Linked DNA regions of Homo sapiens: all the other regions are linked to region 1. The links are chromatin loops, found by intact Hi-C in ENCODE. Cell type or tissue: Caco-2. All regions are shown on one strand. Region 1 has its middle 570 kb from the start of LINC02672. Region 2 has its middle 44 kb from the start of MBL2. Region 3 overlaps LOC105378308 (a long non-coding RNA gene).

Region 1 (8,000 bases):
ACCAGTTAAAATAACTTTTATCTAAAAGACAGGCAATAATGAATTCCTGTCTTTTAGGTAACAGGCCTGTGGAGAAAGGGGAACCCTTCTGAGGATAAAGTGAGGATGGTTAGTGGGTACATAAATGGAATGACTAAGATGTGGTATTTGGTAGCACAATAGGTTGACTATAGTTAAAAAAATTTTTGTATATTGTATAATAGCTAAGAGTGGAATTAAAATGTTCCTTACATACCAAAAAGATAAAAGCTTGCAGTTAAGGCTACTCCCAATTACCCTAATTTGATCATTTCACATTGTATGCCTATATCAAAACATCCCATGTGTCCCATAAATGTATACAATTATTATATACCCATAACAATTTAAACAAACTTTTTCAAAATCAGTAAAACTCAAAGACAGCAAGATGGGAAAAGAGAAACTGAAATACTACAAACCAGAGATAAAATAATTAACAAAATTGAAATAGTAAGTTCTTCCATATCAATAATCACCTAAATGTAAATAGATTAAATTTGTCAATCACCATACAGTTAGTGGTTGAAAAGATTATAAACAGGACCCAACTATATGCTGTCTACAACAGACTGACTTTCGATTTAAGGACACACATAGGCTGAAAGTGAAGGGATGGAAAAAGATATTCTACGCAAATAGTAATCAAAAGAGTGCAGGGGTGGTTATGCTAATATCAGAAAAAATATATATATATAAGTCAAAAATTATCTCAAGGGACAAAGAAACACATTATATAATGATAAATTGATTAATGTATCAGTAAGATATAATACATATATATGAATATATAAAAATATATAAAATAAATGTCTATCCACCTGCCATTAGAACACCTGAATACATAAAGGAAATATTAAATATGAAGGAAATATTAACAGAACTGAAGGGAGAAATAGACAACGATACTATAGTAATAAGAGATTTCAGTACACCACTTTCAACAACGATATTTCATTCAGACAGAAAATCAATAAGGAAATAGTGAACTTGAACAACTGTATAGACCAAATGGAACTCAGGTATATCTACGGAACATAAATTCAACAGTAGCAGAATATATATTCTTCTCAAAGGCACACAGAACCGTCTTCAGGATATGTCACATGTCAATTGAAAATGCATACATACACATATATTCAACCTCACACACATCTGTGTTCGTATATAGTTCATGGAAGTTTTGAATAATCATGGAATCATAGTTTTCTAAAGACACATTTGTGAAAATGGCTGACAAATTTCCCTATCAGTTTTAACGTTACATCGACACTTTGGGCACGCTCATTTTGGTGGTACTATTGTATTTGGAGGATTATTACATTTAGATATTAATTTATGACAACTAAATTAAAAATAAACGCTAAAGCCACAGTGAACATAAAACAAAACAGTATTAGAGCTCCCCCTAGTGTCATGTAACAGCTGCAGCTAACATGCTTGTGCAAATACCATGTTAACGTTTCTAAGCAGTTGAGCCTTGAGGTTAACACCACGGATAATTAAAAAACTTCTACGTCTTATTTCTCGTAATTGATCTTTTAAAGTCTATATTATATAGTTAGTTAATTCTGTAAAACATTAAATAGAGAAGCTGTTTACAAAAAGAAAAAAAAATTGGGCAACCATTTCTCTCTAGCACTTGAATTTTTTCAGGGTGACTTTTTTGTTGTTGTTCTTGAAAAGAATGTTTGAGAATATTTACCATCAAGTAGAATCTTAGAATTTTAGATCTGAAACAGACTTTTGAGTTCAATTCTTTCAAAATTTTATTACCCAGTTAAAAATCTGAGAGATGAAAGTGTTTGCTAAAATTTGTACAACCAGGTTCTAACAGGATCTAGATTAGAACCTAGGTTGATGTCCACTGTATTGGCTATTCCACTGTTGTACACTCCATCTCTGTTATTTACAAGTTAGTTGAGTACGTCGGACCACAATTTGATTATTTTGTTTCCAATTTTTAAAGAAAGTTAAAGTTTTTGCAGAAGAAAATTATTAGAAGATAATTCATGTAAGAAACATTATTAATTTCATACATTATGGGTATTTGTACTTAAACAAATTATTAGATAATTCTTATTTTGAATATCATGACCACAATCATTAGTTTTGTATAATAAAAACGACTGCATTGATTTTCAGTCTGTTAAATATTTCACTCACTTGCCTGGATATTTTGGTAAGCAGTTACCCTACCGAATAGTGAAACTTCCTTTGCAAACATTATAACCATGAGAAAATTATGACAGTGAAAGAAATTGACCTAACAATTGCATCTTGCCTTTAACCTCCAAATTGCTCTTGGTTATTCCTGGGTGTGGGCCAAGCTAATTTTGGGGAAAATTTAGTTTACAGTTTAAAGGATAATAGCCTTTCCTAAGACTAAACCATCAACGCAATTCTTTCCTCATCCATTTTAAATGCCTTACCAATTTTATTAATAAGATAGTAAAGCTTTACTACAGGAAGAGAGTAAAGGGTACAATCTCAAAGACTTTCAAAATCTTTATTTTTTGAGACAGAGTCTCGCTCTGTCGCCCAGGCTGGAGTGCAGTGGTGCAATCTCGGCTCACTACAAGCTTCGCCTCCCGTGTTCACGCCATTCTCCTGCCTCAGCCTCCTGAGTAGCTGGGACTACAGGCGCCCACCACCACGCCTGGCTAATTTTTTGTATTTTTAGTAGAGACGGGGTTTCATCGTGTTAGCCAGGATGGTCTCGATCTCCTGACCTCGTGATCCGCCTGCCTCGGCCTTTCAAAATACTGGGATTACAGGCGTGAGCCACCGCGCCCTGCTGTATTGAGGTGATCATTTTAGGATCATTCAGAAAGGGTCATTTTCTTTTTTCTTTTTTTCTTTTTTTGAGACAGAGTCTGGCCCTGTCACCCAGACTTGCAGTGGTATGATCTCCGCTCACTGCAACCTCCACTTCCAGGGTTCAAGTGATTCTCCTGCCTTAGCTTCCTGAGTAGCTGACACTACAGGTGCACACCACCATACTAGGCTAATTTTTGTATTTTTAGTGCAGACGGTGTTTCACTGTGCTGGCCAGGCTGATCTAGAATTCCTGATCTCAAGAGATTTGCCTGCCTCAGTGATGGGATTACAGGTGTGAGCCACCGTGCTCGGGCGACTCATTTTAGAATAGTATATGTCTGGTGTATGTATGAATTGTCAATAATGGTTTCATTGTGTCTATCCCTTTCTTATCTTAGGTTCTATAAGGACATACAATAGTAGACTTGTAAACAAAACTATTTAAACCCATCATGATACCCAGGTCTGTGAAAAGTGACAAGAGAAATGTGTGATTGAGGCATAAGTCTCAATCACTGAGGTTTATTAAGCCCGACTTAGGGCATTTCCAGGAATAATATGAGCCATAAGCACATGTGTGGTTGTTTTTCCCAAAGAGGTTTTCAGGTTTAGTGTTTTGCCATAAGGTTTAAGCATCATAAACTATAAACTCTACCATAAACATTTCCTTAAGGGGTGATGGGGAGAGGCATGTAAGAAGAGGGACAGGCAGGCAGTAAGGTGAATAGTTACATTCCGGTGGGACTTCAGTTAGTGCCCAGTAAATCCACATTTAACATAAGGTAATGTGGATGTCTGCAGAAGAAAAGAGAGTTAAGGAAGAGTCAATTATGCAAAGTCTCTGAGTATGGGTATAGGAAATGAGCCTTGACTTTGTTCTGCACCTGGGAAGATAAATGTGTAATCGGTGTGGAATTTTAGGAGGTAGACTTAGATTGCAGACCTAAAGTTACAATTGGTGTGTCTTTGTTAATGGGAAGCTAGCAAAGAATTTGCCTATGAATAATCTGCGGGGGCAGCCCTTCCCAGATGCCTGAGGCTTTTTACCTTTCCATGGAGACTTGGTTGACCCATAATGTTACTAACAGCTATTCATTTGGAAGAGGGTATTGTAATGAGTCAGCTTCAGGGCTTAATCTTCATTTTTGCATACATTTGGAGGGTTCTGAGATTTTAATTTTTATTTACATAAGCTTTCTTTATAATGGAAGATCTGTTTTTGGCCAATGGGTGATACTTTAAGGATGTGCTTTTTCAAAGAATTTAGCCAGCAATGTCAAGAAACTGTAATAGAAGATTTATAGATGAAACCTGCATATTCATGGTACTATTATATTCACTACAGTGAAGTTTATGTTATATAAGAAAGTAGTTATCCACCAACAATGAAAACATATAATCTACCATCCAAGAAGAGAAACTGAAGAATACAAAATAAATTGATCCATGATTGGTTTGCTCAGAAAACACTAGTTGTTTTTGTGCAAAAACAGTAATTATATCTTCAACATTAAATAATGGAAAACAAACTTGTGAAAAGAGACTGCAGCTTTTTGGTCAAAATAATTAAGTATACTAAAGCAGTTTAGATACACAAAACAAATTGAGGATGCCACTTTTTTTAAAGAGCAAGAAACTATGGAAAGCATGTAGAAAGTGATCTTAACCAAATCAGTGAGTTATTACTATAGAGAAAATCAAAATATGGGAATTATGGATTATTTTATGTGAAAGGAAAATAAAATCTTGGGACTCTAAACTCACTACGCCACAGGGAAAAGTTAAACTTGGGAACTGAGTCACACAAAACTGCCTCCCGTTTTGTTCTTAAATGGACAGCTGCAAAGATAGAAGGCAGCATACCTCCCCAGGGATTCTTTCCACAATTTGCTCACAAGGAAATTCCTGTGGGCCCCAAGATCTTTAGCCTAAAACAGAGTTCTTTTAAGTTTTGCCTTGACAATGTAAATCAACAGCTTATCTTCACAGAACAAAGGCAGGACTGAAAGTCCTCCTTCCACTCCCTGAGACAAATGCATATTTGCCTCCTCTACTCTGTATTTACTTTATCTTATGGAAAAATCCAGATTCACTGAGTGTGAGACATGCATGGTTGACTGTTCCTCTACCCACTCTTTTCACATGTAAAATGTGAATTCAGTGAACACCATTAAAAGCCTCAGAGGAATGCAACCGCTTCAAGTCTTTTATTTATTCTGCCTCTTTTCTTCCCTCTTTCCCCTATTTAAAGCTTTTTCCCCTTTAAGCATTGAAGTTTTCAAACTCTCTTTGGAATAAGCATGGATCACAGATGTTCCTGTGATTTTGTGTTCCTTTTTCCCAGGCACGTCCTCAACTGTGGCAAAATAAACCTCTAAATTGATTGAGATTTGTCCCAGTCATTTCCTTTGGTTTTATAGTTACATGGGAAAAATTATTTAAAAAGCCAAGAAAGTATGTCTGGAACATACTTTCTTAAATTTAAAGCTTAAATTGAAAGCTTAAATTCAAATTGAAGCATAAATCATATACTTTTCTCCTGGGTGGCTTTCCCAGTGCTAAGGTTCTCTAGTGTATCAATGATGCCATCACATTTAGACAAAAAGAGACTCAGGCAGCTGAACATTTGTCTTATATTTGAGTTTAAATGAGGGCCTCTTAAGCTTGGACATGATTTTGTTAAGTTCTTTGAACAGCGCCTTTGTGGAAACACACTGATTAGAAGGTGATCTAGTAAAAGAAGACATGTAGAAAAGACTTTTCTTTTTTTCTTTTTTTAATGTTCCCAGAATAATGATCAAAGTGCTACAGATCTCATTGGGAATTTGTATTCACTAACAACTATTATTCTGATTTAACCACCTTGTCATCAAGAGAAGGGTCAAGTGAGTTTCTGAAGATCTGGTAATTAGCTAAAGGTATAAACTTATACTGAACTCTACTATTTTTTTCTTTAAATAATTAAATCTACTTTTGATATCAGGAGTTCTTATCTCTGATTTGATCAAGGCTAGTCATTTTTAATTAATTGAAAAAGCAAATTAATATAAAACATGAATCATAATGCATGAGTACTTTAAATGCTGCATTTGAAATTTAAACAAACACACAAATACAAACATACCATTTGACGTACAGCCAATGCCGTTCTAGGGCTACAGTTCCCAGTTGGAGTGCTACATAATTTTAGAGTAACTCATCATTTATGTTAGCTTTTTTTTTTTTTAATGGAGTAAGAAGCTAAAGAACATTGCAAAGCAATCTGAGGGCAGAATCACTTAGAAATTTATTTATCCTTGTCCCCCTCCCCAGTATTTTACAACAAAGTTACCTATATCTTATTCAGCAGAATCTGTTTTTTCGGTTATTTGCCTTTGATCTGTCAGCTCAAAATATTGATTTAAATTTTCATGAAGCAACTCTCTTTCCTGTTATATTTCCTTGGTTTGCACAGCACTCAATTGAATTATGTAATTTCAAGTAGCTAGAATATACTGGCTTAGTGACTATGATAGTTTGCATTTTTTCATTTTTTTTTTAGCAAATATTTGTGTACCCCTGCCTCCCACTGTGGGCAGAGAATGTTTCCATGTCCCACCAATGTTGGGTTTGGGTATTTGACTTGATTTGATCAATGAGAAGTTAGTGGTGTTATTTAAACATAGGCTTGAAATTACATGCTCTCCTGCTTTTCTGTCATCAGAACAAGAATGAAATGTTCTGTACAGCTGCTTCTGCCGGAAGAATGAGAAATACATTGAGCAGAGCTATCCCAGTTGACGCAAATGTGTAAGCAATACAAAACATGCTACTACTGTATGTCACTGAGTTTTGAGGTATTTGTCACACACTAATAGATGATCATGCAAGAAATAAGCTCAAATGAGTTTAAGAAAGGCTTCTATTGAACTTGTGAGAGCAGATATATGTGGACTAAGATTCTTATTAGCTGTAAGTATGAGGATATCATGGCAACAAAAAGTAAAAACTAAGAAGAATCTTATTTTCATGTGCCCCAGGTTTTTTCATCCTCTGCTTGTTTTATTCTTCTTTCTAATCAAGCATAACTTGACCAACAATGTTTATCACCATAGTGTTGGGTCTAAAGATGCTGCTGCATGACACAGTGTTACTTCAAAGTTAATTCAGAAAGACCATATTCTGATTTTTTTCTACAGCCATTATTGTTAAACCTGTCACTAAATTTGTCTTCTAAAAATCCTAATGATCTTCTGATCTTACTATAAAAAAGCTCTATTAATCTGGGTTGCTCAGTATTTTGTTTCCTTATCTACTCACGATCTCATGTTAATGCCTAACCTAGGTGTCTTCCGTATTGCTCTTGAACCATGCTCCTCATGTTAGACTAAGACATTTCTAGATCCTTACAGGGCAATGACATGAGGTATAACATTGATTAACTGCAGAGGACGACTGACATGACAGAAACACACTCACATGTTACAGTTCACATGGCTCATATTCCTGGCTCCTAGCTTTTAGCCTGCTTTGCTTCATGCCCAGTAGATCCTGTTCAATCACTGACACTTTTCACAGCTAACTACCTCAATGAAACAAGTGAAAAAGGGAAGAGGAAGGTCATTTTTAAGTTCTTTTCATGTGACCCCCTTAGGCAGTTCATACATGGATGTTTGCTTTCTTCCAGATTAGTCAGCATTTCTCTCTGACTTTCTCTTTTTCAACTAGTTGGAGAAAAACTTCTATTTTATGAGATTGGGGCATGCCTAGCTAGTCTCCCTGTTTTAAGGTCAACTATATCATATAAAATAAACTAATCATGGGAGTAAAACCATCATCTTACAGACCCAGGGATTATATAGGACATATACACCATGAAGAGGGAAATCTTGGTGGTCTTAGAATTTTGTACACTTTAGGAATATTCATAATTAAATTAATAACTTAATTTGTAAAGTACTAAATTATGAATAATCATAATTAAATTAATTTAATCCATAATTAGGTTATCAATAATTAAATTACACGGTGATGTTCAAAAATTTTATTGAATGTATTTCTTTCCCTTTCTGTCAAAAGGCTCCCAAATAAGATATAGATGAGTATCCCTAAATATCTTTTTTTTATTATTTTTGAGATGGTCTTGCTTTGTCACCCAGGCTGCAGTGCACTGGCACGATCAC
Region 2 (8,000 bases), 780 kb after region 1:
TATAGCTCAAATCTAGCAAAATAATGATTCTATTACCTGCTACTACATGATGAGCTGAATATTTACACAGAGTTCATCCACTCCATTGACGTTTCAATTACACATTTGACAAAATGACTTATTGGCACACCTGATAAGAAGCATTCACACCTACCTGAAGAAACCATAGAGTAATGTAAATTCATCATGTGTTATTTCAGGCAGCCAGTCTTTGAAAGCACCTTTCATTTAGAAATCAAAGGTGAAGGTCTAAAGAAAAGAACTCTCTTATCCAATCAATCATTAGCATATATGAAATGTTGACCTGATGCCCCTTATTCATAACTGATTATTTAACAAAAATAAAAAACAAGAGAGAAATTTATTTCCTTCCTGAGTAAAGTAAATCTTTGTTTTTAGTACAAGCAGGCAAATCAGTAACCAAATAATAAATGGAGAGTTAAATAAGGGTTTATCATCTGCCTCACTTACCAATGGTTGCTTACTGTCTGATGATTCCATACTTTCAGTGACCATACTAATAAAAACAGCTCACCCGGACAAATTTACAAGCCAGTTTTCAAAAGCAACACATTGCCACTTCCACACTAGCCAATGAGCCTTCTTGCATTGCAATGCTCTTATTCAACAAGATTAAGAAGCACAAATGCAGAACAATGTTCTCTGTGACTGTGAGGGAGCATTATTCAACACTAATGGCAAATATGTTTACATATTGCCAGCAATTGCAACTCCAAGCTAAAGCTATAAATGTTGGACTAACTTCCAATGTAGTATTTATGACAGGTTCTCCTTGAGAAATAATTGCAGTCTTTATACATGCCTGCAATAAAAAAAATATAGCTTGGGAAATGTATGTTTCTTCAGGTTTCAGCAAAAGTTTCAAATCAGAGTATCAGTGAATGAGGAGGATTACTCACTCCAATTCTATGCCCTGCATAGTAGTAATCTGCAAAACTTAAAAAGTCAGGCTGCTGTGAAAACATGAATATCTTTTTCAGTGAGGAAACTTTCCTGTACATCTTATGCTCCCTTTTAGTGTTTCTGAAATCTAGCCATTATGTATGAACTGCATCAAGATCACTGTAAATATTGGAAAGTCGATCAAGTCTGTTTTCTAAAGCAGGTATTTAAGACGTTGATTAAGCTAAGAATACAAAATGTATTCTGGCATAGACATTTATTGTGTTTCTTGAATTCAGTGTTTATTTTTCATGAAGTTATAATAATGAATATGTTACTGCAGCTGTTAAGAGAAAAAGATTCTGGTAAAATTTAATGAATAAATAGAGGAGTAGTTTGCTAATTCATAGTTAATAAATATGTTTTTTTCTCCAAAATAGAAAATGGTATTTCTCTGGATATTTTTTCATAACAGATTAGCTAGGACTTCCTTGCTAACACAGTACTTAAGAATCAAAAGCTAAGTAAATCAGGGAAGTTTTTGGTATTTCATGGCATCAAATAATAAGTTCAACTGATTTTTTTTCACCGAAGTGACTAGTGTTAGACACAATCTACTTAAATTGAGTGGCAATTTAAACTGTGCCTTCATAACACTAAAATAGCAGATCAACTCAACAAGAAAAGTATAATCAAGCAGACTGGGCTCACACACATTTGACTGATTGATAGAACTTTTCACTTTTTAACCTTTCATTTCAATGTCTTAGAGTCTCGCCAACAACTCCTAAAACCCCAAAACCTGTACACAAAGAAAAGTGAATGTTCAACATGAGAAGATTTGACTTTTGTTCTGTGATCACCTAGAGATTAAATGTACCATTGAAACCACTGGATGCAGCTTCTCCATTCCTGTCCTTAAAATTATATCTTTTCAATGGGCTCTTTCATACTCAGCAGAGAGCCTGGCCAGCCCATGGTAGAGTCAGAAAACAGACAAAGACTTTTTTTAAGTATCCTCCAAATTCCTGATCAAGAGCCCATCACCTTCCTGATAACAACCCCAGTCCCTTCACATGTTGCCTTCCAGGTGACTAGTGGTATCAGTGCCATACTCTACTCAGCCCCGTATTTCTCAAAATTTAAGGTCAAAATCCTTTCTCAACCCTGAGAAATTCAGTGCTTTAAGTCAGTGCTTTACTTATCACTTTTGAAAAATCTATCAAATCATTTGAATCTATAAAGCTAAAGTCTGCTAATGACTTACATTCTATATAACTGTTACACTTTATCCCAGGAGTCTTTGATACAAACCAGTGGCCAGTGAGAAGACATCCACATTACAGTTAGGCTGAGAGAAAATTTTTTGTTGTGGAGACTGGGTCCTTCGAGTGCACTTAGCATACGGAGGGTTGACTCTGATTCTGGAATTAAAAATATTACTAAAGGATAAAAATTCTGCACTTCAGAATCATCCACATACCTTTTCAATATAGATATTCCAGGGATTCTGACTCTGTGTGGCTAGAGTAATAACGAGACACTTACTTTTTTTTTTTCAAAAAAGTGTCAGAGATAATATTGAGGCATGGTAACATAGCTGAGTACCACTTGGACAAGATTCTGGTTATTAGATCATTACTAAGGTCCATTCTTTAATTAGGTTTCTCTGCTGTGAAGCAAATCATTCCTCTCAACCATGAGAGAGAAAAAATTGCAGTAAGCTATTTCTCTCAGTCTTTTCTTGGGCACCAAAACTCATATGCAGAGATTTTCAGGAGCAAACACAATGATCTGTCAGGGCTTTTTCTCCTAACACTCCCCATTAATGAATGGGCAGCAAAGCCCTAGATGACTCCACTCCATTACTGAAATGAATAGGCAGGCCTCATAAAAAGCATCCTCGGCCAAACCATTCGTATTGTAAAAACTAGTTCCCTATGGACTGCAAAGTACATCTCCCTTTCGATTAGAGCATCCTGTGTGGCTTTCATGTGTATGGGTGACTAATTAAGAGAGCTCATCATTGCTGTCAATAAAACTGCTCTCCTTGACAACTTGGCAAATCTTAACAAGAGCATTTCTGCCATCTAGTGTTCAAAGCCAGCAAACAATACTCTTAGCACCTGTAAGGGCATAGCTCTTCTCTGTCAGGCCTAAATGAGGTTTTAGTTTCCATTGCCAAGGTCAATTCAGAACTGCTTGGGGGAGGTAAGGAAAAATAATATTTCTTGGGAAAAAAAACCTTGTACAACATTACTCTCACTCGCTCAATGAACAACTTGGACTCTAATGCAGTAGATCATTAACGTCATGATCCATTTTTGTCACCCACATTCTGATTAAATTTGGCTCCATAAAATAAGCTTCTAGAATACCAAATGTCCTTAGAGTCTCACCCATGCTGTCGGCAGCAGAATGTAATTAGCACATGAAGCTTGTAAACCTGAGAATCTTGGCTCTGCTTTGTAATGTAATGGAGTTTTCCCAGTAACAATAATTTGATTTAATGTTCAACAAGAGGTTAACTGTGAGGACTACAGTATTTTGGTGCTGAAATTCATATTTCACAAAATACAATTCACATCAAAATGCTCTTTCCATATAAAAAGCCTCTGGCTCACAGTTCAGGAGGCTGAACATCCCTATCTCTCCAAGAAATAATGACAAAAGCACTTAATCTCTCACCTTGGGATCCCAGGCTGGAAAAATGATCGGCCTGAAGTTACTCTCAAATTCAAGGAGGTGGTGAGAAATAGCTCCTACATACAGGTTTTGTATTAAAGAAGATATGCCTGTATTGTGGGTTGTACCAATGCCCTTTCCCCCAGCCAGAATAAGAGCCATAGAACTGTTAATGGGAAGAGAGATCACTAGGTAATGAATTCAAAGCCAAAGGAGTCTAAGGGTGACAACCAGGGCTTTTCTTGACCCATACAACTTCGCTTTTCTTTATTAGAGATTTGAAAAATAATAACTACAGCTAATGATTGTCATCATAAGAATTTGTTCAACCATTATTATGCGAGTATTCTATACCTGACCTTTGCACTTGATATCATCATTTACCAAAAACAACAATAAAACTAAATAACATCAGTTGAGCCTCTAGTATTTGCCACGCATTGTGGCATACATGTATATCTCATTTAATACAATGATCTTGAGAAGGAGGCATAATTTCTTTTCATTTACTAATGAGGAAATCAACATTGATAGAAGTAGCTACACCAAGACAGCACAGCCAAAAAATGATAGAGTCAAAATTAAAGTTAAGTTATGTTTGATGCCAAAGATCCTTCCAAAGTCATGTAGTTTTCCAATATTCATGAGGGATGAAAAGAGCATCCAAAATCCTAGCTCCTTCCTCTCCTCTTAAATTCCATTCATTTTTTGCTCTATGAGCCAATTGTCTCTTTAGTTCTAGTTGCCAGAAAAAATGGTCATGAAGATTTCAAAGTTAACCAATAAGTCTCAAATATCAGACGCTATTAAGTTTATGTTGACAAGAAACAATACTTTCCTGATTTATACATGACAAGAAAACATACACAATATTTTCAATTAATGCTAAGATTTTATCAGAAGATTTTCATACATTATAACTTTCATACATTGTCATTTTCATAGATTATAACTTAGGCCAAATCAATTCTGCCCAAGACTAATTTTTTAAAATACGTATTTTATCTATCACTTAAAATGCTCCAAGACCTTCAAATCCAAACTGATTAAGCACTTGAGGTAATCCTCGAACCAATTCTTATTTTTATTTTTTTTTGAGACAGAGTCTCACTCTGTCACCAGACTGGAGTTCAGTGGTGTGATCTCAGCTCACTGCAACCTCCAACTCCCTGATTCAAGCGATCTCCTGCCTCAGCCTCCCAAGTAGTTGAGATTATAGGCACGCCACCACACCCAGCTAATTTTTGTATTTTTAGTAGAGACAGGGTTTCACCATATTGGCCAGGATGGTCTCGTTCTCCTGACCTTGTGATCCGCCTGCCTCAGCCTTCCAAAGTGCTGGGATTACAGGTGTGAGCCACCACTCCTGGCCAAACCAATTCTTATTTACCAGGCAGCCATTCTTACTCTATTCCATGAACCTTCCTTTCAAGTCGGCCTCATTTATTAATTTGTCGAAACATACCTTGCTTACTCTTCTCTGCTACTTTGCTTAGGAAATTCCCCAGGTCTGGAATAACCTTCCCTATATGGTATGTGTGTCCAGATGCTTCCAATATTTCTAGAACCAGCTTTAGCCTCATCTCTTTTGTGAGGGCTTCACCATCTTGTTAGCTCTTGATACTCACCCTGTACTAGAATATCCCACAGCTCTTACTTTCTTCCTACTCATATGTAGAGTATATTTTTATGTGCCTATATGTTTATTCCATTTTACTACAAGCAAAAATCCTATGCTTTGGGGCAAAGATTCAATTCTGTTCAATACAGCATTATAGTTATGCAGCATCTACTCAGACATAGGCACAATTTAGAAGACTTCATGTTCTAATTTGAAGTATATTCTCTGAAAAAGGGCCTAAAGTAGGTGATTAGAAAATTTTGTCAGAAGAAAGAAAACTTTTTTGAAGACATGCTATGATCTAGGCACTGCAGTAGACATTTTTATATAATTTATCTTATTTAATCCTAACTACAGACCTAGAGGTAAAGTTGGGTTCTTTAAATTTTTGTAGATGATATTGACATTATAAAACTGTAAACAATTTTCCAAAGATTGCATGTATGCAGCAGTTAGTATCAAACCTATAGTTTCTATTTCCGAAATCTATGCTTTTTTTCTTCACTGTGGTAGAGTTTTCTTGTATTTAGCCTCAGAAAAACAATCTTTTGAGATTGTCATATGCCTGAAAAGGCCAGAAGAGAAATAATGTAGATTAGTAAGAGCTACCAAGAAAATCTCTTGTTGAGCAAAAGTCAAGCCGCTAAACACTCCCCTAAATTATCAACAACATTATAGTACTTTAATACAGTAATTTAAATTTAATTGCAAATTTTTTCTTTAAATTTTAAGGATATATTAAGTGCTTAACCAACCATTTCCCATGGATTTATTTATATCAGTTTTTTACCCATATGGATTGGACTGTTTCTGTGTAACAGACACACCTCCAATGTAACATTAGATTAAATTCCAGTTTGGCTAAGGATTTAAAGTAGGATAAATACACAGGGCAGGAACGGCTATACCTCAGCATAACGTAGCTTCCCTTAAATCCAAAGTCTCTATCTGAGGCACAAACAGGGGTCAATGATACTGCTAGTAGAATCTCAGAAGGATGAGAAGTTTATTTTTTGTTCATCTACCTGACTTGGTGCCCTATTTGGGCTGCTTCCTAACTCTCTGGCTTCTTGTTGGGTCAGTAATGGGAGGTGTTGGCAGGGAGTGGGTAATAAAGTAGAAGGAAAAAGAAGAAGGCAGTTTGGGTATCATCACCACTCTGCCATCTCCTCCCACACAACAGCACTCACTTCCTGCACACCTGCAGCTGGCAGCAGCTGCTGGGGGGTCGGCTTCCGTAGCTTTTTCTCTGTCTCTTTCAGCTTCCACCGTCTCTTTGCCCCTTCCTCCCTGGCTCCAGCAGCTGAGTGTCTCACTGTGCCTTGTTCATTCCTTGAACCGCGCTCACAGATCTGTAAATAGCTCCTCTTTAATAAACCATTGTTAATTTAAATCTTCTGAGTGAACCCTCTTGCTTCCTACCAGGCCATTGATTTGATATATGTAATTAGAGCAAATTATGAACTACTACCACTCTTTTTCACTTTTGGTTATTTCTATAGCTTCAAATTTATACCCAGAATCCGAAATGTAAACATTTATAATTCATGTTTTTAAAACCCAAATTTATTTCTCAAATGCCACAGACTAACTAGATTCTCAGTCCTGGCTCAGAATTATTTCTCAGAGAATAATACTTCAGTTCTTCATCAAAAATAGTTTCTTTCTTTCTACCTGTACATAAAGATCAACAAAACCCATCAAAATAAATATGTCTTAGAATTATAGATGCTCATATTTAACTCAATCATAAGAGAGATTTCTTGCATTTCCACTTTGTAAGAGAGACTAAAAGTATTACATGTTTTTTTTAGGAACGGAATATTTTCCTTTTGCCAGGTTTGTTCATTTTTGGCCCTCATCTTTATGGCTTCTTTGGAATTAGTTTCAAGTACACCTTGTATTGTATAGACTGGTTAGATTAATTAGTTTTTTCCTCTGGACCAAAATAGTTTGGAGAGGGAGGAGGAGTAAGGGAGGTTGTGGTTAAGGATGGGAGAGGCTGCATCAATAATTATTACAAAGCTAACACTTACTGAAGTAGCTATTACTGTGTAATTACTAAATAATTACCATTGCTTTCAAAACACTATATATTTTTAAGTCATATATTCCTGAAACAAACATGAGATCTTGTTGTTTGCATCTTGCATCTGAGGTGAGAAAGACAGGAAGAGGATAAAGAACTTTGTCCTAGGTCCCACAGCAATAAGTAACAATGCTAGGACTTGAATTACACAGCCTGCAGGCAGGTCTAAAATCAAGGCTCTTAATCACAGCACTTAACTGCTATTCAGATATTAATGCTTAGGTTCTCCCTTCTCTGTTTGCTCATTTCAGCATAGCAGAAAATAAAAATAAATACAGTCAGCCCTCCACATCTGAGGGTTCCCTGCCTGTGGATTCAACCAACCATGGATCAAAAATATTCAGAAAAAAAATTGCATCTGTACTGAACATGTACAAACTTTTTCCTTGTCATTATTCCCAAAACAATACAGTATAACAATGATTTGCCTAGGATTTACATTTTGTTAGGTATTATAAGTAATCTAGAGATAAGTTAAATTGTATCAGAGGATAGTGGTAGGTTATATGCAAATACCAGGCCATTTTATATCAGGAGCTTGAGAATTCCTGAATTTTGGTATTCAGGTGGGATCCTGGAATCAATCCTTCATGGATACCAAGGGACAATTGTAAATAAAAGTATCTCATCATACTACCATTTAAACTGAAACAAAATGAAGCAGAAATGTACCTCTGAAAAATAAAGTCATTTTAGAAATGT
Region 3 (8,000 bases), 650 kb after region 1:
AATCAGCTTTTATCTAGAAGGTACAGGGTTTGAAAAGCTTGGCCTGCTGTTAATCATTTTCTGCATAGTTGGGAAAACAAAGGTTGTGATCGAAATGCCCCCCAAGGATGCTGGACCCAGATAATCATCATAAGTTTTAGCTTATGATTTAGTAGGGGCCTCAGAATGGTTATATAATACGGAGAATGTTTCCCCAAAGGTATGAACATTCTAATCCCTGGAATTTTTGAATTTCTTGGGTTATATGGCAAAGAGATTTTAAGGAGACAGATGGAATTAAGATTGCTAATCCGCTGACCTTGTGATGAGAACATTATGCTGAATTATTTGTTTGAGCCCAAAGTAATCTTGTGATACCCTACCTTGTTTTAACCTGATTGACTCTCACTTAGCTGAGAGAGCCGGACAGACTCCATTTTGGTTTATTCACTTGCAGCCCCTTATCCCCCTCCCTTAAGGACATAACTGGTGCAAGCTGACTCCAAGCACATTCAGGAATCCAATTACTGGTAAGATACTGAGGCAAGCTATATCAGCAGCCCCTGGGAACGCACTTGGTTGATGGTACCCAAAGCCCCTGCATTTATCTCTGTGTGATAGTTTAAGCCCCTGCATCTGGAACTATTTATTTTTTCTGTAACTGTTTCTGTAATCACTTATCTTTTAACTTTTTGCTTGTTCTGCTTCGGTAAAATTGCTTCAGCTAGGCTCCCCCTCCACTTTTTAGACCAAGGTATAAAAAGAAATCTAGCCCCTTCTTCAGGGCCGAGAGAATTTTTTAGTTCTAGCTGTCTCTCGGTCGCCGGCAATAAAGGACTCCTGAAGTAGTCTCGGAGTGTGGTGTTTCTCTATAACTCTCTCGGTTATGACACTTTGGAGGCCCCAGCGAGATCCGCCACCGGGTGAGGGCCGGACTCGTTCCGGGCTCCCCCGGAGCAACGGCGGGCTTACAGGGTAGGCGCCACCTAAAGATGCTCCAGGGCCCCGTAGGCCACCGTCTTCCAGAGGGGAACGGATCAACTGCTGGTGTGCCCAACCAAATTCAACTCCTGAGTCCTCAGTCTCCGGTCCCGGGAAGGTAAGTCAGATCTGACTCTGTCTCCCTGGGAGGGAAATGGCTCTGACTAGGTTTCTCCCTCAGACTCTGTCCACACTCTAGGATGCTGGAGGACAGCGTCCTGGTTTCTGTCAGTCTTCTCTGTTAAGTCTAGTCTCTCTCTATCTCTTCTCCTTCTCTCGTTCAGGTCTCTAGGAGACCTCGGTTTTAAACGGGTATAAAAAATTGTAATAAACTCTGTGAGTGAGTGAGTACATGTGGAGTTCAAGGGCTTGTGCTTGAATTTCTAGTTTGTAGCTCCATGGCGAAAGCTATGGAGTTTCAGAGGGCCCTCACCTGCGGTTCCGTGGCGACCTCATAAAGCTTAGGGCAGCATCGGGCATAGCTGGATCCGAGCCGGGGGTTTATACCGGCCTGCCAATGCCAGGAGGAGCCTAAGTCCCCGCAAGGGGAGCAGCCAGGCAGGCATCTGACTGATCCCATCACGGGACCCACTCCCCTTGTCTGTCTATAAAAATTGCCATACTTGTTTATATACCCCCGTGTCTATTGTCCTGTTTGGTGTCTGTCTAAATTTCGTAGGTCAGGTCATCGATACTGCCCAAGACGACTGGGCAAGGACTTCTTCAAGGTCCTCAGTACAGATCTTCTATCCCAGGAGGTCAAATCTCTCATTAGTCATTTGGGCTGGCCATCCCAGTCCTGTCTTTTCTGTCAGAAACAAATCAGGTGTTGTTATGGGAAAGGGTGTGGAAGACATTCGCCTGTTTGGAATTTCTGGCACCATAAAGATTGCTGGTGTTTGGATTGCCATACCCCACGCCCCAATGACTGGTCCACCTCCTCCTTAGACTAGTGGTGGATCCAATATAGCCACCCTGCTGATCTCCTTGCTCACCTTTTCTGTCATCCTGTAACTTTTCCCATGCCCTTAAATAAGGCACTGTGCAGAGAAACCTACGCCCATACTGCTTTACTCCGTCTGGACTCTTATTTTACCCCTCCGTGGCTACTCGCCAACCTTTGGGAAGATCCGAGTGGCCCCTTTCCTCCTCATCGGCATCCTTTACCCCGCACGTCTCGTTTCCCTGTGTCGCAGCAAGTCCAATGCCTCCAAGACTTGGCTCTGTTCTCCCTCCTTAAACCCTTCAAAGAAAGGGCCGAGTTCAAACTTTTTGCCTTTGAGTAGTGGAAACACCAAAGATATTTGGGCCATAAGTCAAGAAGAAGAAGGTGGGGGTCCCCTAGGTCCCACTGGCTGAGGATCCCACGGAGCCGCCTCTTGTCCTCTCCCTAGATCTCAAAGCTTGAGAAGACAGGCCTTATGTGGCAAGAAGCGTTGGCTATAGCTGTTTTCCTACTTCTTCTGGTTATAATACTTCTGTTCTTCTGATTCAGCAGCCCCCCAGGCCAGGAATATCTCTATCCATGCTGGGTTTAATATTTCTGCTTAAACCTTGTTAATTTGCCTCCAGAATGGGAAACTCTTCTTCCCGGCCCCGTAGAGATTGGCGCACTCTCCAATATATGTTGCAGAATTTCTCTCTAGGCTTCTCAGATGATTACGGAGTCCACCTTAAAAAGGGCAGACTCTGGACACTCTGTGAAGTAGAATGGCCAAAGTTTGGTAACGGGTGGCCCCCAGAAGGGTCACTGAATCTCACAATTGTTCAGGCTGTGTAGCGGGTCATTGCTGGAACTCCCAGACACCCCGATCAGTTTCCCTACATTGATCAATGGCTAGATTTGGTCTGGAGCCCTCCTCCACGGCTCTGCTCATGCACCATTCATGATCCCACCTCCAAGGTCCTTTTGAGCCGGACCAAACTTTTGCCCCAACCCTCCCCTCCCTCGGCTCCTCCTGTACTGCCTCCTTCTGAAGAAGAGGAAAATTTTCTTCACCCATGTCTGCCGCCCTATAACCCTCCTGCTCCCCCAGAATCTTCCCTTGTCTCCTCGACTACGTCCCCTGTGGCCTCTCTCCCTATAGCCACCCAATTACAGCCTTGGCTGGAGGAGGTGGCCCCCCTCCTCCCACTGAGAGAGTCCCAAATCCCCCCGGGCAGTGAGTGTTCTGCTCCATTTTTAGTTTATGTCCCCTTCTCTACTTCTGACCTGTACAACTGGAAGGTTCATAATCCCCCCTTCTCTGAAAAGCCCCAAGTCTTGACCTCACTGATAGAGTCCGTGCTCTGGACCCACCAGCTCACCTGGGATGACCGTCAGCAACTCCTTTTAAACCTTCACTTCTGAAGAGAGGGACCGTATCCAAAGAGAGGCCAGAAAGTATTTCCTTACATCAGCCAGTAGACCAGAGGAGGAAGCCCAAGACCTCCTTGAGGAGGTTTTTCCCTCTACCTGGCCTGATTGGGATCCAAACTCCTCAAGTGGGAAGAGAGCTTTGGATAATTTTCATTGGTATCTCCTTGCAGGTATCAAGGGAGCCACTCGAAAACCCATGAATCTGTCGAAGACAACTGAAGTGGTCCAGGGGCCCGATGAGTCACCAGGAGCGTTTCTAGAATGCCTCCAAGAGGCCTATTGGACTTATACCCCTTTTGACCTGGCAGCTCCCGAGAATAGCCGTGCTATTAATTTGGCATTTGTGGCTCAGGCAGCCCCTGATAGAAGAAAGTTACAAAAGCTGTAGGGATTTGCTGGAATGAACACCAGCCAACTTTTAGAGATAGCCCAGAAAGTTTTTGACAATTGAGAGGTTAAAAAGCAAAAACAGGCAGCTCAGGCAGCTGAAAGGGCTGCTGACAAAGCATCAAAAAGACAGGCAAAAATCTTCGTGGCTGCCATCCAAGAAGCCAAGACAGAAGGGCCCCCATCACAGAGCACTGGCCAAGGGATCCCGGGTCCCTGCCAGAAAGGCCAAAAGCTGAGCAGGCTCCCCTACAAAGAAACCAATGCACTTATTGCAAGCAGATTGGACACTGGAAAATGGAATGCCCATTAAAACCAGAAGAAAAACCAGAAGAGAAAAAGGTCCTCACCCTCCCTGCTGCGGAGGAATCTGATGATTGATGGGGCCGGGGCTCCCTCTCCCTTGGCCCCTGGGAGCCCATGGTGACTGCCACACTGGGGGGCCAGCCTATACGCTTCCTAATTGACACCGGGGCGGAACACTTGGTACTGCAGATACCCTTGGGCAGTGTCTCTAATAAAAAGGTGGCTGTGCAAGGGTCTATGGGAGCTATTCAGGAATATCCTGTCACCCACTCACGAGAGGTGAGTTTGGGACAGAAAAGAGTAACCCACTCATTTCTTGCAGTCCCAGAGTGCCCCTTCCCCCTCCTCAGACGAGACCTACTTCATAAGCTACAGACGTCCATCTCCTTCTCGGCCCAACAAGCTCACATCATGTTAGGGGACACAGCACCCCCTACTGCTCAGCTTCTGCTAACCACCCCTCTGTCAGAGGAATATCTCTTAGTTTCACCCTCACAACTGCTGGGAAATAGTACTAATCCTCTCCTACTGGATTTACAGACTCTGTTTCCCTGAGTCTGGGCCGAATCAAACCCCCCAGGAATGGCAAAGCACCATCTGCCAGTAGTTGTAGAGCTCCTGGCCACTGCTGCCAGTCCAGGTAAAACAATATCCTGTGAGTCAGCAGGCTAGAGAGGGAATCGATCCCCATATTCAGCGACTATTACAAGCTGGTATACTCCCACCATGTGAGTCCGCCTGGAATACTCCATTTTTGCCGGTCCAGAAACCCGGAACAAATGATTACCGGCCTGTACAGATTTGTAGGAAGTTAACAAGTGGACAGTTACCATCCATCCAACTGTGCCTAACCCTTATACTTTACTCAGCCTGCTCCCGCCCGAACATACAATGTATACTGTCCTTGACTTAAAGGATGCTTTCTTTGCTATTCCTCTGGCCCCCAAAATCCAACCTGTCTTTGCTTTTGAATGGACAGATCCTGGCTCGGGAGACACCACCCAATTAACCTGGACTCAATTACCCCAGGGTTTTAAAAACTCCCCTACCCTTTTTGGGGAAGCCCTCCAACAGGATCTTATACCATTCTGAGCCAGTAACCCTCACTGCACTCTTCTCCAGTATGTAGACCACCTGTTATTGGCTATTAAAACTACTGACAGCTGCCTGCAACATACTAGGGACCTACTTTACCTCCTTCAGGAACTCGGGTATCGGGTCTCGGCCAAGAATGGCCAGCTTTGTCTTCCCAGAGTTTCCTACCTGGGGTACGAGATAAACAAGGGAAAAAGGGCACTCACCAGTGCTTGAAAGAAGGCCATCCTGCGAATCTCCACTCCCACCACCAAAAGACAGGTACATGAATTCCCGGGGGCTGTGGGACAGTCACCTATGGATATTAGGGTTCGCGGAAATCACCAAGCCCCTTTATACCGCTACTGGAGTTAATGGCCCGCTAGTTTGGACTGACAAAGAAGAACAGGCTTTTCTAAACCTGAAAAAGGTATTAACGGAGGCCCCTGCTCTTGTCCTCCCAAATATCTCAAAACCATTTCACCTTTTTGTTCATGAAAGCCAGGGAGTCACTAAAGGGGTACTCACTTAGACTTTGGGACCATGGCAATGCCCAGTGGCCTACTTGTCTAAGAGACTAGACCCTGAGGCCTCCTGGTGGCCAAGTTGTCTGTGAGCTGTAGGGGCAACAGCAAGCCTGGTCCAGGAGGCTGATAAACTGACTCTGGGCCAGAATTTAACCCTCACGGCTCCTCATGCCATAGAGAATTTGCTACGAAGTGCCTCTGGCAAATGGATGTCGAATGCTCGCATCCTGCAGTATCAGAGCTTACTGTTAGATCAGCCTCATTTAACTTTCTCTCTCACAAGGTGTTTAAATCCAGCTACCTTGCTCCCTGATCCACACCTTACCACACCTGTCCATGACTGCCAAGAACTGTTAGAGACTACAGAAACTGGGCGACCTGATCTCCAAGATGTGCTTCTAAAGGAGGCAGATACCACTGTGTTTACAGACAGCAGCAGCTTCCTTAAACAGGGAGTACGAAAGGCTGGTGCGGCCGTTACTATAGATTCATATGTACTGTGGGCCCAGGCACTGCTGGCAGGTACTTTGGCACAAAGGGCTGAATTGGTTGCCCTCACTCAGGCCCTCTGATGGGGTAAGGACAAATGTATTAATATCTGCACTGACAGCAGATACGCTTTTGCTACTACACATGCACGTGGAGCCATCTATCAAGAGCGAGGGCTACTCACCTCCGCGGGTAAAACTATAAAAGACAAAGAAGAAATTTTGACCCTGCTTGAAGCTGTTTGGCTCCCTCAGCAGGTGGCTGTAATTCACTGCAAAGGACATCAAAGAGAAGACACGGCCGTTGCTCGAGGTAACCAAAGAGCAGATTCTGCAGCTTGAGAGGCAGCTCGGCTCCTGGTCGTGCCTTTCACCCTGCTGCCCGCTGTGTCCTTTCCGCAACCAGACTTGCCAGGCCACCCAGAATACTCCCCAGAGGAAGAAAAACAAACTTCGGATCTTCAGGCCAGTAAAAATCAGGAAGGTTGGTGGATTCTTCCTGATTTCAGAATCTTCATGCCCCAAGCTCTCGGGGAAGCTTTAATCAATCATCTACATTCTACCACCCATCTGGGAGGAGTAAAACTGGCCCAGCTTTTAAAGAGCCATTTCAAGATCCCCCACCTTCAGGACTTAACTAACCAAGCAGCTCTCCAGCATACGGCTAGTGCTCAGGTAAACGCCAAACAAGGTCCTAAACCCAGCCCACGTCACTGCCTCCGGGGAGGCTCGCCAGGAGAAAGGTGGGAAATTGACTTTACGAAGGTAAAACCACACCGGGCAGGATATAAATACATCCTGGTGCTACTAGACACCTTTTCTGGATAGACTGAGGCATTTGCCACCAAAAACAAAACTGCTACCATGGCAGTTAGGCTTTTATTCAATGAAATCATCCCTCGACATGGACTGCCTGTTGCCATAGGGTCTGATAATGGACCAGCCTTCACCTCGTCCATAGCTCAGTTGGTTAGCAAGGCATTAAACATTCAGTGGAAACTCCATTGTGCCTATTGACCCCAGAGCTCTAGACAAGTAGAATGCATGAACCACACCCTAAAAAGTACTCTTACCAAATTAATCTTAGAAACTGGTGAAAATTGGGTAAAGCTCCTTCCTTCAGCCCTTCTTAGAGTAAGATGCACCCCTTGCCAGGCTGGTTTTTCACCTTTTGAAATCATGTATGGAAGGGCTCCGCCTGTCTTGCCTAAGCTAAGGGATACCCATTCAGCAGAAATCTCACAAGCTAATTTGTTACAGTACCTGCAGTCTCTCCAACAGGTACAAGACATCATCCAGCCACTTGTCCGGGGAGCACACCCCAATCCAGTTCCTGACCAGACGGGACCCTGCCACTCTTTTCAGCAGGGTGACCTGGTGTATGTTAAAAGGTTCCAGAAGGAAGGACTCACTCCTGCCTAGAAAGGATCTCATACTGTCATCCTCACCACGCCGACGGCTCTGAAAGTAGATGGCATTCCTGCTTGGATTCATCACTCCTGCATCAAAAAGGCCAACAAAGGCCAGCAAGAAACATGGGTCCCCAAGCCCGGGCCAGGCCCCTTAAAACTGCGCCTAAGTCAAGTGAAGCCACCAAATTTATTCTTTTTATTTACCTCTTTTGTTTGTTTATGCCTGTTATGCCCCCTGCCCCTTCCTACTCTTTTCTCCTCACCTCTTTCATGACAGGACGTGTTTGCCAACACCACCTGGAAGGTGGGAACCTCCAAGGAAGTCTCTTTTGCAGTCGATTTATGTGCTTTGTTTCCAGTGCCTGCCCGTACCCTCAAAGAGCAATGCAATCTGCCGATCATAGGAGTAGGGAACGTCGACCTCGCTACAGGGCTTGGACACACCGGAAGCCAGACTGGATGTGGAAGTTCCAAGGGTGCAAAGAAA

The links. Hi-C counts contacts between places; a loop is a spot of excess contacts. Peaks named below come from ENCODE experiments on the same cell type or tissue, not always from the same donor. Only the 100,000 strongest peaks of a DNase experiment are listed, where the experiment ranks them.
Region 2: a loop joins it to region 1, with 11 times the contacts of the local background. A loop is called at or near these places in 6 of 110 quality-filtered maps.
Region 3: it touches region 1 in a loop (7-fold over the local background); 5 of 110 quality-filtered maps call a loop at or near these places.

What each region holds. Positions count from the first base shown.
Region 1 is chr10:53,594,892-53,602,891 of GRCh38, reverse strand. No RefSeq gene overlaps it. Among named protein-coding and RNA genes, the nearest start is that of LINC02672, 570 kb to the right of the region's middle. RefSeq lists enhancers at 2,235-2,991, 2,992-3,750, 3,751-4,508, 4,509-5,267. In Caco-2, CTCF peaks have their summits at 1,213 and 1,417 (motif pointing left); a DNase peak (open chromatin) is centred at 4,761.
Region 2 is chr10:52,813,116-52,821,115 of GRCh38, reverse strand. No RefSeq gene overlaps it. Among named protein-coding and RNA genes, the nearest start is that of MBL2, 44 kb to the right of the region's middle. In Caco-2, a CTCF peak has its summit at 3,003 (motif pointing left); a DNase peak (open chromatin) is centred at 2,975; H3K27me3 peaks cover 123 bases.
Region 3 is chr10:52,948,460-52,956,459 of GRCh38, reverse strand. It overlaps LOC105378308 (a long non-coding RNA gene), which reads left to right. Exons shown (of 4, transcript XR_945968.3): 2 at 437-509; 3 at 728-1,078; 4 at 3,490-8,000. Among named protein-coding and RNA genes, the nearest start is that of LINC02672, 78 kb to the left of the region's middle. In Caco-2, CTCF peaks have their summits at 4,469 (motif pointing left) and 6,351; DNase peaks (open chromatin) are centred at 1,839, 4,419, 5,718 and 6,364.